3 separate regions of the Homo sapiens genome follow, and regions 1 and 2 are each linked to region 3. A link is an interaction called in ENCODE POLR2A ChIA-PET data of the cell type or tissue named here. Cell type or tissue: OCI-LY7. All regions are shown on one strand. Each heading gives the region's core, and the rest is flanking DNA. Links, peaks and the distances in the headings are about the cores only.

What was found. ChIA-PET counts read pairs that join two places held together with the same protein. Peaks named below come from ENCODE experiments on the same cell type or tissue, not always from the same donor. Only the 100,000 strongest peaks of a DNase experiment are listed, where the experiment ranks them.
Region 1: POLR2A ChIA-PET joins it to region 3 with 7 read pairs; 9 of 35 experiments call an interaction of 5 or more read pairs at or near these places.
Region 2: POLR2A ChIA-PET joins it to region 3 with 5 read pairs; 2 of 35 experiments call an interaction of 5 or more read pairs at or near these places.

The regions. Positions count from the first base shown.
Region 1 is chr1:174,202,376-174,206,959 of GRCh38, forward strand. The region is part of intron 1 of RABGAP1L (RAB GTPase activating protein 1 like); the gene reads left to right. Among named protein-coding and RNA genes, the nearest start is that of RABGAP1L, 45 kb to the left of the region's middle. RefSeq lists an enhancer at 2,563-2,612. In OCI-LY7, for the core only: no CTCF peak of the experiment used is centred there; no DNase peak of the experiment used is centred there.
Region 2 is chr1:172,388,677-172,393,260 of GRCh38, forward strand. DNM3 (dynamin 3) reads left to right here. Exons shown (of 21, transcript NM_015569.5): 20 at 1-133. Among named protein-coding and RNA genes, the nearest start is that of C1orf105, 30 kb to the right of the region's middle. In OCI-LY7, for the core only: no CTCF peak of the experiment used is centred there; a DNase peak (open chromatin) is centred at 2,295; H3K4me3 peaks cover 735 bases; H3K27ac peaks cover 472 bases.
Region 3 is chr1:173,860,281-173,864,864 of GRCh38, forward strand. It overlaps GAS5-AS1 (GAS5 antisense RNA 1), which reads left to right and starts at 2,968. Exons shown (of 1, transcript NR_037605.1): 1 at 2,968-3,661. GAS5 (growth arrest specific 5) reads right to left here. Exons shown (of 12, transcript NR_002578.4): 9 at 4,395-4,424; 10 at 4,204-4,226; 11 at 3,977-4,024; 12 at 3,621-3,795. SNORD81 (small nucleolar RNA, C/D box 81) reads right to left here and starts at 3,942; the gene lies at 3,866-3,942. It overlaps SNORD47 (small nucleolar RNA, C/D box 47), which reads right to left and starts at 4,165; the gene lies at 4,089-4,165. It also overlaps SNORD80. RefSeq lists enhancers at 634-1,350, 1,351-2,067 and silencers at 1,121-1,271, 2,319-2,448. In OCI-LY7, for the core only: no CTCF peak of the experiment used is centred there; DNase peaks (open chromatin) are centred at 771, 1,611, 1,941 and 2,561; H3K4me3 peaks cover 539 bases; H3K27ac peaks cover 2,082 bases.

The DNA.
Region 1 (4,584 bases), core at 1,177-3,676, 340 kb after region 3:
TTGATTTGCATTTCTCTGATGGCCAGTGATGGTGAGCATTTTTTAATGTGGTTTTTGGCTGCATAAATGCCTTCTTTTGAGAAGTGTCTGTTCATATCCTTCGCCTACTTTTTGATGGGGTTGTTTGTTTTTTTCTTGTAAATTTGTTTGAGTTCATTGTAGATTCTGGATATTAGCCCTTTGTCAGATGAGTAGGTTGCAAAAATTTTCTCCCATTTTGTAGGTTGCCTGTTCACTCTGATGGTAGTTTCTTTTGCTGTGCAGTAGCTCTTTAGTTTAATTAGATCCCATTTGTCAATTTTGGCTTTTGTTGCCATTGCTTTCTGTGTTTTAGACATGAAGTCCTTGCCCATGCCTATGTCCTGAATGGTATTGCCTAGGTTTTCTTCTAGGGTTTTTATGGTTTTAGGTCTAACATTTAAGTCTTTAATCCATGTTGAATTAATTTTTGTATAAGGTGTAAGGAAGGGATCCAGTTTCAGCTTTCTACATATGGCTAGCCAGTTTTCCCAGCACCATTTATTAAATAGGGAATCCTTTCCCCATTGCTTCTTTTTGTCAGGTTTGTCAAAGATCAGATGGTTGTAGATGTGTGGTATTATTTCTTTTGCTGTGCAGAAGCTCATGAATTTAATTAGATCCCACTTGTCCTTTTTTTCCTTTATTGTGATTGCTTTGATGTCTTCGTCATGAAATCTTTGCCTGTTCCTATGTCCAGGGTGGTATTTTTTAGGTTGTCTTACAGGATTTTTATAATTTTGGGTTTTACACTTAAGTCTTTAGTCCATCTTGAGTTAATTTTTGTTTATGATGTAAGGAAATGGTCCACCTTCAGTGTTCTGTGTGTGGCTAGCCAGTTTATCCCATCACTATTTATTGAATAGGGAGTCTTTTCCCCATTGCTCATTTGTATATGATGTAAGGAAATGGTCCATCTTCAGTGTTCTGCATATGGCTAGCCAGTTATCTCATCACCATTTATTGAACAGGGAGTCTTTTCCCCATTGTTTTTGTCAGCTTTGTCAAAGATCAGATGGTTGTAGGTGTGTGGCCTTATTTCTGGGCTCTCTATTTTGTTCCATTGGTCTATGTGCCTGTTTTTGTACCCGTACCATGCTGTTTTGGTTACTGTAGCCCTGTAGTATAGTTTGAAGTTGGGTAACATGGTGCCTTCAGCTTTGTTATTTTTGCTTAGGATTTCTCTGGCTGTTCAGGTTCTTTTTTTGGTTCCATATGAATTTTAAAATAGTTTTTCCTAGTTCTGTGAAGAATGTTGTTTGATAGGAATAGCATTGAATCTGTAAATTGCTTTAGGCAGTTTGGCCATTTCAATGACATTCTATCCATGAGCATGGGATGTTTTTCCATTTATTTGTGTTGTTTCTGATTTCCTTGAGCAGTGTTTTATAATTCTTAGTGTAGAGATGTTCTACCTCGTGGTTGGCTGTATTCCCAGGTATTTTGTTCTTTTTGTGGCAATTTGGAATGGGATTGCCTTTCTGATTTGGCTCTTGGCTTAGCTGTTGTTGGTGTATAGGAATGCTAGTGATTTTTGTACATTGATTTTTTTTTTTTTTTTTTTAAAGATAGTGTATCTCTCTGTTGCCCAGAGTGCAGTGGCACTAGAGTGCAGTGGCACAATCTCGGCTCACTGCAACCTCCACTTCCCAGGTTCAAGTGTTCTTGTGTGTCAACCTCCTGAATAGCTGGGATTTCAGGCATGTGCCACCATGCCCAGCTAATTTTTGTATTTTTAGTAGAGACAGGATTTCACCATGTTGGCCAGGCTGGTCTCAAACTCCTGACCTCAAGTGATCTGCCCACCTCAGCCTCCCAAAGTGCTGGGATTATACGTGTGAGCCACTGTGCCTGGCCTGTACATTGATTTTGTATCCTGAAACTTTGCTGAAGTTGTTTATCAGCTGAAGGAGCTTTTGGGCTGAGACTGGGGCTTTCTAGATATAGAGTCGTGTTATCTGTAAACAGAGATAGTTTGACTTCTACTCTTTCTGTTTGAATGCTCTTTCTTACTCTTGCCTAATTGCTCTGGCTAGGACTTCCAATACTATTTTTAATAGGAGTGGTGAGAGAGGGCATCCTTGTGTTGTGCCGGTTTTTACAGGGAATGCTTCTAGCTTTTGACCGTTGAGTATAATGTTGGCTGTGGGTTTGTCATAGATGGCTTATTATTTTATTCCTTCAGTACATAGTTTACTGAGAATTTTTAACATGAAGGGGTGTTGAATTTTACCAGAGGCCTTGATATGGTTTAGCTCTGTGTCCCCATCCACATCTCATATTGAATTGTAATCCCCAGTGTTAGGGGAGGGACCTGGTGGGAGGTGATTGGATCCTGGGGGCGGATGTCTCCCTTGCTGTTCTCATGGTAGTGAGTGAGTTCTCACAAGATCTGGTTGTTCTCACGAGATGTGGAGTGTAGTACTTCCCCCTTCACTCTCTCTCTCTTTCCTGCTCCTCCATGGTAAGATGTGCTTCTTTGCCCTTCGCCTTCTGCTATGATTGTTAAGTTTTCTGAGGCCTACCAGCCATGCTTTCTGTACAGCCTGTGGAACTGTGAGTCAGTGAAATCTCCTTTCTTCATAAATTACCCAGTCATGGGTAGTTCTTTATAGCAATGTGAGAATGGACTAATAAAGGCCTTTTCTGCTTCTCTTGAGATAATCACGTGGTTTTTGTCTTTAGTTCTGTTTTTGTGATGAGTCACATTTATTGATTTGTGTATGTTTAACCAACTTCACATCCTGGAGATGAAGGCTGCTTGATTGTGGTGGATTAGCTTTTTGATGTGTTGCCGGATTCGGTTTTCAAGTATTTTGTTGAGGATTTTTGCGTTGATGTTCATCAAGGATATTAGCCTGCAGTTTTCTTTTATTGTTGTGTTTATCAGGATGGTGCTGGCCTCATAGAATGAGTTGGGGAGGAGTCCCTCCTCCTCAGTTTTTTGGAATAGTTTCTGTAGGAATGGTACCAGCTCTTCTCTGTAGATCTGGTAGAATTCAGCTGTGAATCCATCAGGTCCTGGGATTTTTTTGGTTGGTAGACGTTTTATTACTGATTCAATTTTGGAGCTTGTTATTGGTCTCTGTGGGGAATCAGTTTCTTCCTGGTTCAGTCTTGGGAGGACATATGTGTCCAGGAATTTATGTCTCTTTTAGGCTTTCTAGTTTGTATGCATAGAGGTGTCTGTAGTAGTTTCTGATGGTTATTTTTTATTTCTGTGGGGTCAGTGGTAACATTTCCTTTGTTATTTCTAATTGTGTTCTCTCTTTTCTTTATTACTCTAGCTAGTGGCCTATGTATCTTACTAAGTTTTTCAAAAAACCAACTCCTGGATTCATTCATCTTTTAATTGTTTTTTCTTGTCTCTATTTACTTCAGTTCAGCTCTGATTTTGAATACTTCTTTTCTTCTGGTAGCTTTGGTGTTGATTTCTTCTTGCTTCTCTAATTCTAGAAACCCAATTTAAACTAATTTGTGCAAAAATAATTTGTTGAAAGGAATATTTTAGGGAAATAAAAAATGGAAGATTTATTAAGACTGAGGATGGGGACAATTGGAGCTAGGCCTCAGGAATGACTCAGGGATATGACTTGGTTAAGACCCTTTTTCTTGTCTCCGTCTAGGGTTTACTTTTCTCTCTCACTGCACACTGTCATTCTTCATTGAGGAAAAACATGGCTGGTCACTAGTCCAAAAATCTTAGAAATTGGATTAATTGATCTAGCTTAGATTCATCTATTTGGCTGTGGGGTTGACATTTTTATAAAAGCTATGTGGTTTAAGTAGAGAGAAGGCTTATTCGCAGAATAAGATGTTTGAGAATTATTGTTGGACAGATAAAAATAGGTATCCATTAAAGTAATGTGAATTAATAAAGTTCTTTTGTCCCCTTTTCAGAGCTAGAGACATACTTGTGTACATGCATACATATTGGTTTGGTTCTTGCTTGGGAACTAGAGTAGTGGATAGACTGTTTAGTAAACAAAAGTCATGGTAATTTTTTCCTGGATTGGCTCAGTTTTTCAAAGCACAGAAGAATTTTGGTTGGCAAATGTTGTTCTATAAAGTATTTGTCCATTTTCTTAGTGTAAGTTAAGAATAGTTCCCTTTCTACTTTTGTTATGGATCTCCTACAGTCATTCTAATTCTAATGCCTGATAGTCTTTGCAGCCTATCCAATCTTGACTCACCCTTATATTTTTAGGTTTCTATTTTAGCTCAGGAGCCACTTGAAAATGAGTAGGCACAAACACGTGATCTAAAAGCAAGAAGGAGGCTAACCACATTTGGCACTGAAGGAAATTAGATCACGTGCACTGTGATTGCACACTTTCGAATATGTTACGTTATTTTGGGAAGAAAATAGCTTTCAGTTAGACATTGCTGAATATTGTTGTACTATTTCTTGTATATGTGAAAATTGTAGTTTTAGGCATCCAAGTGAGGTATTAATTTAGATATCATTATTGCTCATTTAGCAAAAATGATGTGGCATTAAAGTAAGAATTATAAGCTATTTCACTGGTAGAATTGCTGTAGGTATGGGGGAGAAGTGTGTCTTTA
Region 2 (4,584 bases), core at 1,177-3,676, 1.5 Mb before region 3:
GCCCCCACTCTGGGGCTCCTCCAGTCCCATTCCGTCCAGGCCCATTACCTCCTTTCCCCAGCAGCAGTGACTCCTTCGGAGCCCCTCCACAAGTTCCATCTAGGCCTACGAGGGCCCCGCCCAGTGTCCCAAGGTAAGGCATGGAGCAGAAATTGGGGGGGTAGTGCGCCTTGGTTCTCTTCTCATAGAATGACAGACAAAATTTATTTGAAAGAGAAAATTGCAAAGATCTTATCGTACGTGTTTGCAGTTTTCACAATGAACAGAGACTATAGGAAAATTGCCAACCCTGTTATGCCATTTAAAAATCACTTGTGATCATTGAAATTTCTCATTTATCAATTGGCACAGACTAAATAGGACTAAAGAACACTCCGTCCCAATGAATGACATTTTGGCAGCTATTGGGAGAATTTGAGGGCTTTGAAACAAAAGAGCTATGGAGGATTGTAGCAAGCTGTGTGTTCTATAGGTCATGAGAGTTCCATGGACTAAAGTCTTGCCTTCTCCATTATCAAAAGAATTCTTGAAAACCACTGACTTAGAGAATTTTATCCATCTGCCTTCTGAACTGTGATCCTTATACTCAATTTTACCAATTTTCATATAGGCTGAATAAATCTGGCTGATTGATCTGCAATTGTTTTTTTAAAAACTACACATAGAAATTTTAATATAGGCATGATTGTTGTATACAGTCACTAATCATATATAAGATAGATCATTGTACATCTGAATAATACGTGTTGACAATTATAAGTGGATTTTCAGGCTTAATTGTGAAACAATATAGCTAATAAATAATGGACCTAGAAACACACATAGTTGGAGCTGTAGTCTCACCTTCATATACTTACAGTCAAAATATACACAATGAATAGAATCAGAGATTTTTAAGGTATAAAGTACTAAGGTTTTTTTCCCCCTCAAAATCAGAAATATAAAGAGGAAAGAAAATTAGCCCATATATAAAGTTAATTTTTAAAAAATTCAATTCAGAGAATTAAAATATTTATATACTCCATGAAGGAATATCTGACTGTATATGAACCATAAAAACAGATGTGACTTCTACCCATCCCTGAAGCCTGAGCCACCTTGCCAACTGATTATGGCACTTACGTTTTATTTTAATCTTCAAGTTGTTAAGCGTAATGAAGAGAAGAGAAGAAGGGGGATCTTAAGCTAGTACACAGAGGGTGGTACAGCAAGAATAGGCAGGAGATTTGCAGTCAGAAGACCTGGGTTACTGAAGGTCTTGGGCAACTCATTTAACTCTGAGACGGGAGTTCTTTATCTATGAAACAGGGAGAACTCAATAAGGTTGTTCCCCAGATCATATGACATGAGGTATTTGAAAGAGTTTGATACACTGTAAAGACTACAGTTGTTACCACTGTTATCATTTTGGTCCTAAGCAAAGAGGATATATACACACTCTCAATCCAATTTTTTTTCTCTAAATTCAATAGACTTGGCTTATAAATTATTTGGAATGGTGCTAAATTTCTAGTAATAGCAGTACTAGCAATAGCCAACATTTATTGTGCCCTCAATATTACTAGGCATTGCCCTAAGAACTTTGTATATACATTTTTGTTTAAAGCTCACAACAAATAGGTTGTTATCCACATTTTACAGATGAGGCAGTGAGGTTAAACAGCTTGCCCAAGGCTGCTCAGCCAGTCCCTAGTGGAGCTGGACTTTAATCCCATGCAGTCTGCTTCCAAAGCCATTTCCTGACCATGACCCCAGGGTTTTTCAGCCTCATCAGTACTGACGTTTTTGTTGTGGAGGGCTGTCCTGTGTATTGTAAGATGTTTAGCAGCATCCCTCCCCTCTACCCTCTAGATTTCAGTTGCAGTCCCCAGTTGTGACCACTAAAAATATCTGTAGACACTCCCAATGTCCCTTAGGGGAGTAAAATTCCTCTCCACGTGAGAACCACTGCACTGTAGTATTCAAAAGAATTCCCTTCCATGTAAAACCATGAATTTCCGCATTGAGCCTTGCTACAAGCAAGATCCAATTTATTATTTTAGAAAACCTCAAATTGACTAGGAAAGTGTCTGCCATTGTACCAGGAAGGTATTGAGGCCATTGGAAGAGGAAGAGTTGAGAGTGGGAAGGCTGGAGTGCCATGCAGGAGCTACTTTTGTCTGTCTAGCTGTGAGAAAAAACCAGAGCAAACTGGTGGTGCCTGTCCTGGGGAATGAACATGCATGTTCTGCCTGCTTGCTTGACTGCTTTACCTGTGGGTTTCAGATGAGCTAGCTTGCCAGTACCCTTCAGAAAAATCAACTTTTGAATGCTAAGCTGACTTGTTAAGCAGGGTGGAGTTGCCGTTAGTATTTTCCAGCTCGCACGAACAAGGCAGCCGGATGAGAATGAGTAGCCCGAGCTGGATGGCCGGCACATGGGCAGCAGGGCTTAATGAGACTACATTAGGGAATTTATAGGATGACAGTTGCCTTATTTGAAATTTCTAGAATACTCTCAAGTTAGAACCAGACTTTACTTGATCTGGCCATGCAAAGAGTCCCAAATTTAAAACAGAAATGAAAGTACAGGGTAAAAGAGGAAAGTTTGTTGTTTTGTGCTGAGCCTTCAAGTTTCTGTGCTGGTTCAGCGCTTTGGGAGGGAAATCCCGGGGAAGGGGGCTGGGGGAGGGGTGGTCACCTGAGAGAGGGCAAGAAAGACTCTGTCAGGATCCCCATGCCTGTTAAATCCAGCTTTAGATGGAGAGTTCTGACCACATAAAGTCTGTTTTTAATAAAAGCCAGAGCAGGAATCCTACCAAATACAAGCCAGAAATGGGGTTTAAGATTTCAAAAAAAGAAAGGAAGAGAGAACGAGAGAAAGAAAGAAATTGAGAGAAGCGCTTGTTGAAACTTCACCTTATTCTGTTTGTTTAATATATTCTATTTCCCCTCTGTGCTTTGCCTCCATTTTCTCTATCAAAAACTTAGAAAGTTGAAATGCCATTATCCATCATCTCTGGGAAAACAACCCTTTGTTTTCAGAGAAGGAAGTTTGATTTTTTTTTTCAAGTTTTTTACTTTCTTAAGGGTCCTTTCTCCTCTTGTATCTGAAACCAGAAACCTATAACATGACAAGACAGCACAAAAGGTGTCCCGCCAGCTCCCTGTTGGGCTTTAATATTACAAAGGCAATAACTGAACTTTTAGAGACAAGAGATTCTGCCATTCAGCATGGGCTTGTGCATAGTTTTCTTCTGGATAATTCACGACTTCATTAGCAAGTTATGATCTTGACTTTTAAGAGCATATATACTTTTATGTTAACGCCATTCAAAGGTAATCAAAGCACACTTGCAATTGTACAGAAACCATGAGTGTTCTGCTTTTAAAAAATATATATTATTGTATCTTTCCATTCCAATATAAAAGGAGAGGAAGGAGAGAGGTGGTGGAGTCATTTTTGGCCCAGCTTTTCTCAGCTGCTCAAGCTGTTCTGGTTTATGTGCATGGAGCCTTTCAGTTAGGGAGCTGGAAATATTGCAAACTACATGCCTGTTTTAATTAATTCCACTTGAACTAGAGAAGCATCTCTATCCCAAAGAGATTCACTAGTATGTATGCTTCTGTCATTGGTAACTTGAGTATACACAAATCAGTGATTTGTGGAACATTTTCTATTGCCAGAATATCTGGATTGTCACCTCCCCTCTCACCTCCACTCAACTTCTCTGAAGGGGCTAAATGCTGTTTGAAAATCCAATCCAGTGTGTATTTATTTACTTAACAAGATGATCTTAAACAGACATCACCACCTCTTTAGGGTTCCTATTCTCTTAATTGAAGATCCTGATCTTCATCAGACATTAACTTTAGAGCTGATGTAACTATTTTCAGATATAGCTTCTTAAAATTAGTTAATTGGGAATCACAGTCTTTGACATTAACGGAACAAATTCACTGAATCCGAGTGTGTTTTTCCTGGCAATAATGAACTCTGGCATTATTTCACTCATTTGTCTTCTTCCCTTTCCTTGGACTAAGCTATTTTGCAATAGTCAAAAGGGGATAAGGGTGGGAGGAAGGGTCTCCAACCAAGCAAGAAGAAACTTTTTTTTTTAACCTCATCACTCAATATTCAAGTACTTTTTTTGACCACCCTTGTTCACCAAGTATGATGGTTTCTCTTTAAAAAGACAAAACTGAATCATTCGAAAGGATTTGGGTTTTACTCCAGCTCATCAAAATGACATAAACACAATATGGAAACCAAGAAATGCTCCCTTGAAGGAGTCTCTGGTGAGCCCCTTAGTGAAGCTGATGTCCCACCCTGCAAGGGCAGTCCCAGAGTAGCATCAAGATTATTCCAGAGTGTCTCACTCATGCCCATCCCATGACTTAGGTGGCTTCCTTGACTTATGTGGCACACTTTAAGAGTTTCATTGTAATCCCACATTTTCAGTAATTTATTACAAATCGACCATGCCAAAAGATTTATTAATCCTTCTACATAGGCAATCAATGCATGCATATTCTTTTCTTTACAAAGACAAAAGCCATTTAATCCTCCTTATAATTTAGTTTAATTCTGTTTCAAATGTTTGAC
Region 3 (4,584 bases), core at 639-3,138:
CTTTTCTAAAGTCCATTGGTGTACCTTGTATTTAAATAGAACTTTTACCTATGTGTGATATTTGTAACACCAGTCCAGTGATTGATCATTTGGAAAATATTGGTTCACTGAGTTATGCAAATCTTCCAAATGTTGACACATTTTGATATACAATATCTAAAACAAAATACCATTAATTAATATTACCACCAATCCCATTACAAAAGTCTAAGTCTGAGGAAGCTATAAGGGCACAGAAGTGTATACAAGCCTTCCAAAATTTTAGGTTTCATTTGGAAGCTTGAGTTTTATCATTGGCAACAAATGCCATCAGTTTTTTCCAAGCTGACTTGTTCTTTTTTGAGCAAATCTCTGCCAAAATTACCCCTAAAATATGAATAATCAATTTGTCAGGTTTTTTCAAACTAAAAATGTTCTGTGAAAACAAGCAGCTAGTTCAGCTTGTATCTCAAACAATTGTAACTACTTTTTCTAGGGAAAAAAAAATCTAGACATCCATACTTTATGGCAGATGTGCTTCATGCATACTTCCCATTTTGTCACACAGAATATCAAAATAACGTGTACTCAAGGTCAAGATTTACTAACAACTAAAATTCCAAAACTGCTAAACAACAGAATGCTGAATAAGGTGATCCAATTTTTAATATTTTATTTGAGACAACATCTCACCCTGTCACCCAGGCTGGAATCCAGTGGTGTGACACAGCTCACTGCATCCTCAACCTCCTGGGCTCAAGCGATCGTCCCACCTCAGTCTCATGAGTGGTTGGGACTACAGGCATGCACCATCATGCCCGGCTCACTTTTTTTTTCTTTTTTTTTTTAATTGTAGACACAGGGTCTCACTATGTTGCCCAGGCCGGTCTTGAACTCCTGGACTCAAGCAATCCCCCCACCTTGGTTTCCCAAAGTGTTGGGATTACAGGCATGAGCTACTACATACAACTGAAATCTTTTAATATGCTTGTCAAAAAGTTTTCTGATTCAGCAAATGGCACTTATATATAAAAGAGAGAACAAGAAGCTGGATGCGGTGGCTCACGCCTGTAATCCCAGCACTTTGGGAGGCTAGGTGGGCAGATCACGAGGTCAGGAGTTCGAGACCAGCCTGGCCAACGTGGTGAAACCCCCTCTCTACTAAAAATACAAAAATAGCCAGGCATGGTGGCCCACGCCTGTAATCCCAGCTACTTGGAAGGCTGAGGCAGGAGAATCGCTTGAACCTGGGAGGTGGAGGTTGCAGTGAGCCAAGATTGCGCCGCTACATTCCAGCCTGGGCAACACGAGCGAAACTCCGTCTCAAAAAAAAAAAAAAAAAGAATAGAACTTGGCTGGATGCAGTGGCTCACACCTGTAATCCCAGCACTTTGGGAGGGCAGGGCAGTTGGATCACTTGAGGCCAGGAGTTCAAGACTAGCCTGGCTGACATGGTGAAACTCCATCTCTACTAAAAATACAGAAAAAAAAATTAGCTGGGAGTGGTGGCACACACCTGTCATCCCAGCTACTCAGGTAGTTGAGGCACAACAATCACTTGAGCCTAGGAGGCCCAGGCTGGAGTGAGGTGGCACGATCTTGGTTCACTGCAACCTCCACCTCCAGGGTTCAGAGTAGCTGGGACTACAGGCCCACACTACCACACCCGGCTAATTTTCGCTTTTTTTCAGTAGAGACCGGGTTTTGCCATGTTGGCCAGGCTGGTCTCGAAGCCTGAGCCATAACCTGGCGAAAAGATACTTTGAAATGTAACATCGTTTTTCACTTCAAAATCAAGGTATTTTACCAACTTGTCTTTGGTACCTCCCCAAAAACTGATCTACTACATTTGCAGTTTCATTCATTTTTCCAACATTAAGGAATAAACTTGAAGCGCTTACATTCTTGTGGGGGAAGTAAGAACAAAACACATAATAGGTCATGGTGGTCACATGAAAAGTAAAGGGTAACCGATTGGGGTAGGTGGTGGTAGTTTTGTGTGTGTGTTTTTTTTTGAGACCAAGTCTCGCCGTTGCCCAGGCTGGAGTGCGGTGGCATGATCTCAGTTCACTGCAACCTCCACTTCCTAGGTTCAAGCAATTCTCCTGCCTCAGCCTCCTGAGTAGCTGGGATTACAGGTGCACGCCACACCTGGCTAACTTTTGTATTTTTAGTAGAGATGGGGGTTTCACTATGTTGGTCAGGCTGGTCTCAAACTCCTGACCGTGTGATCCACCCGCCTCGGCCTCCCAAAGTGGTGGGATTACAGGCATGAACCACCACGCCCAGCCTTCTTTTTTCCTTTGAGAAAGTCTCACCCTGGCACCCAGGCTGGAGTGCAGTGGCAGGATCACGGGTCACTGCAACCTCAGCCTCCCAGGTTCAGTTCCCCTGCCTCAGCCTCCCGAATAGCTGGGACTACAATAGCCCACCACTACACCCGGCTAGATTTTTGTATTTTTAGTAGAGATGGGGTTTCACCATATTGGCCAGGTTGGTCTTGAAATCCTGACCTCAGGTAATCTGCCCACCTCAGCACCCAGCCAGGTGGTGGTAGTTGTTTTACAGCCTGTGTGAGACATTCGGGTGAGCCCCAGGAAATGAAAGAATGTGCTTATTTGGGGGAGGGGGAGGCCTTTTTTCTTAGACAAAATTGGGCATTCCCAACTTACACGCATTTAGTGCATAAGCTGACATTTCAATGAGATTGTGAAATGACAATGGGAAGGGCCCTGAAAAAAACATCAAGCATAAAAGGCCTGGGAGGCCGGGCACTGCGGCTCAGGCCTGTGAAATCCCAGCACTTTGGGAGGATGGGGTTTCGTCTCTACTAAAAATACCAAAATGAGTTGGTTGTGATGGTAGGTGCCTATAGTCCTAGCTACAAGAGGCTGAAGAGAATCGCTTGAACCCGGGAGGTAGAGGTTGCAGTGAGCAGCGGTTGAGATCATGCCATTGCACTCCAGCCTGGGCAACAGGATTCAGTCTCAAAAAAAGGAAAATTCAGAGAGTAACTGAAGTTTTATCATTAATGGGACTAAAGTGCTTTAGCCCAGAAACAGATTTGTAAAACCATTACTGCTAACAAAGACATCATTATAAGCACAGCTGTACTGACACTGAAATTAAAATTTGACCCATCTTGGAATTTTGGCCCCTTGGTCCTGTTTCCCTGGGACAGATTGCCTTAAACCAGTTGTGCCCTTTATACCCACTTTTGGCATCCCTAAACACTTAGTGCTTGCCAAAAACCTATCACCATGGCTATGGATTGTAGATTTTCCCAATTCCATTAATGCCTATCACTAGTTGGGCATTTCTATAGTATTTTCTATAACTTATTTTCCCAGCCTCAGACTCAACATGACTTTCTCCAAGTAGCTCCATCAATACTTTAAGCTCAAAACCAATTAGCACAGGGGCCTATGAAACCTGACAATTTGCTCATATGGAGAATTAGGAAATATTGCACTTTAATGCATAAGACACCTTGTAAAATACCCATAAAATTTTAACTGGCTGCAGTGTTAATGAAGCAAATACCATGGAGTTATAATAGCTTTTGAATGTGATTTATGCTTACAGCTAATGAACAGATGAAAAGCACTGTCCTTTTTTAAGTAAACACTACACACTCCAGATGGATTGCAAAAATTTATTAAAATTGGAGACACTGTTTTAATCTTCTTGTGCCATGAGACTCCATCAGGCAGTCTACAAAGACCACTGGGAGGCTGAGGATCACTTGAGCCCAGAAGTTTGAGGCTGTAGTAAGCTTCAAAGGCCACTGCACTCTAGCTTGGGTGAGGCAAGACCCTGTCTCAAAAAATAAGACAAGACTTTTAGCCACATTTACAGACTTCAATTAAAATGCTACATGGGAATGCAGAATATCAGATATTTTATTGTCATCAAGTAATCAGTGAGAGAGTTCAAGTTGGATTGAGATCATCATGTATTCTGCAATTATAATAGTCCCAACATTTCCAATCCTCACCTTTCAAGCAGTAAGCTGCATGCTTGCTTGTTGTGGTCATTAAAAACCCTGAAAGCGAAGCCAACATATTAATCAGGGCAAAATACAAATGTGTGATGCTTGTTAGTAGAGTAACCTCAGAATCAAAATGGAACGGTTTTACAGTGATATCATTATATTTCATTTGGCAGAATCATTACATCATTGGTTACACTGAAAATCATCACATGTACCAAAAGCTGACTCACCTAGTTTAGGATAACAGGTCTGCCTGTTTGAAGATGAAAAATAATACCCATTTAAAATTTGCCCTACTCAATTTCCTTCTCAGTCACATTTTAACTTTTAAACAGCTAATCACTCCCATCTACAGATTAAGGTGTATATGCCACCAAAACCTTTTGCCACCTTAAAAATTTCCTTCAAAGTTTAAACTAACCTGCATTTCTTCAATCATGAATTCTGAGTCCTGAAATTAAGGGACAATACACAGTAAGACAACTTGCATACAATTAGGAGTAATCCAAAATCTCCAAACATTATAGAATGGCTATATTCCCCTTTTCGGGGCATAAACTAGAATGTTACCGCCAGATACATCAGATAGGAGCGAAAGACTTAATATTGCT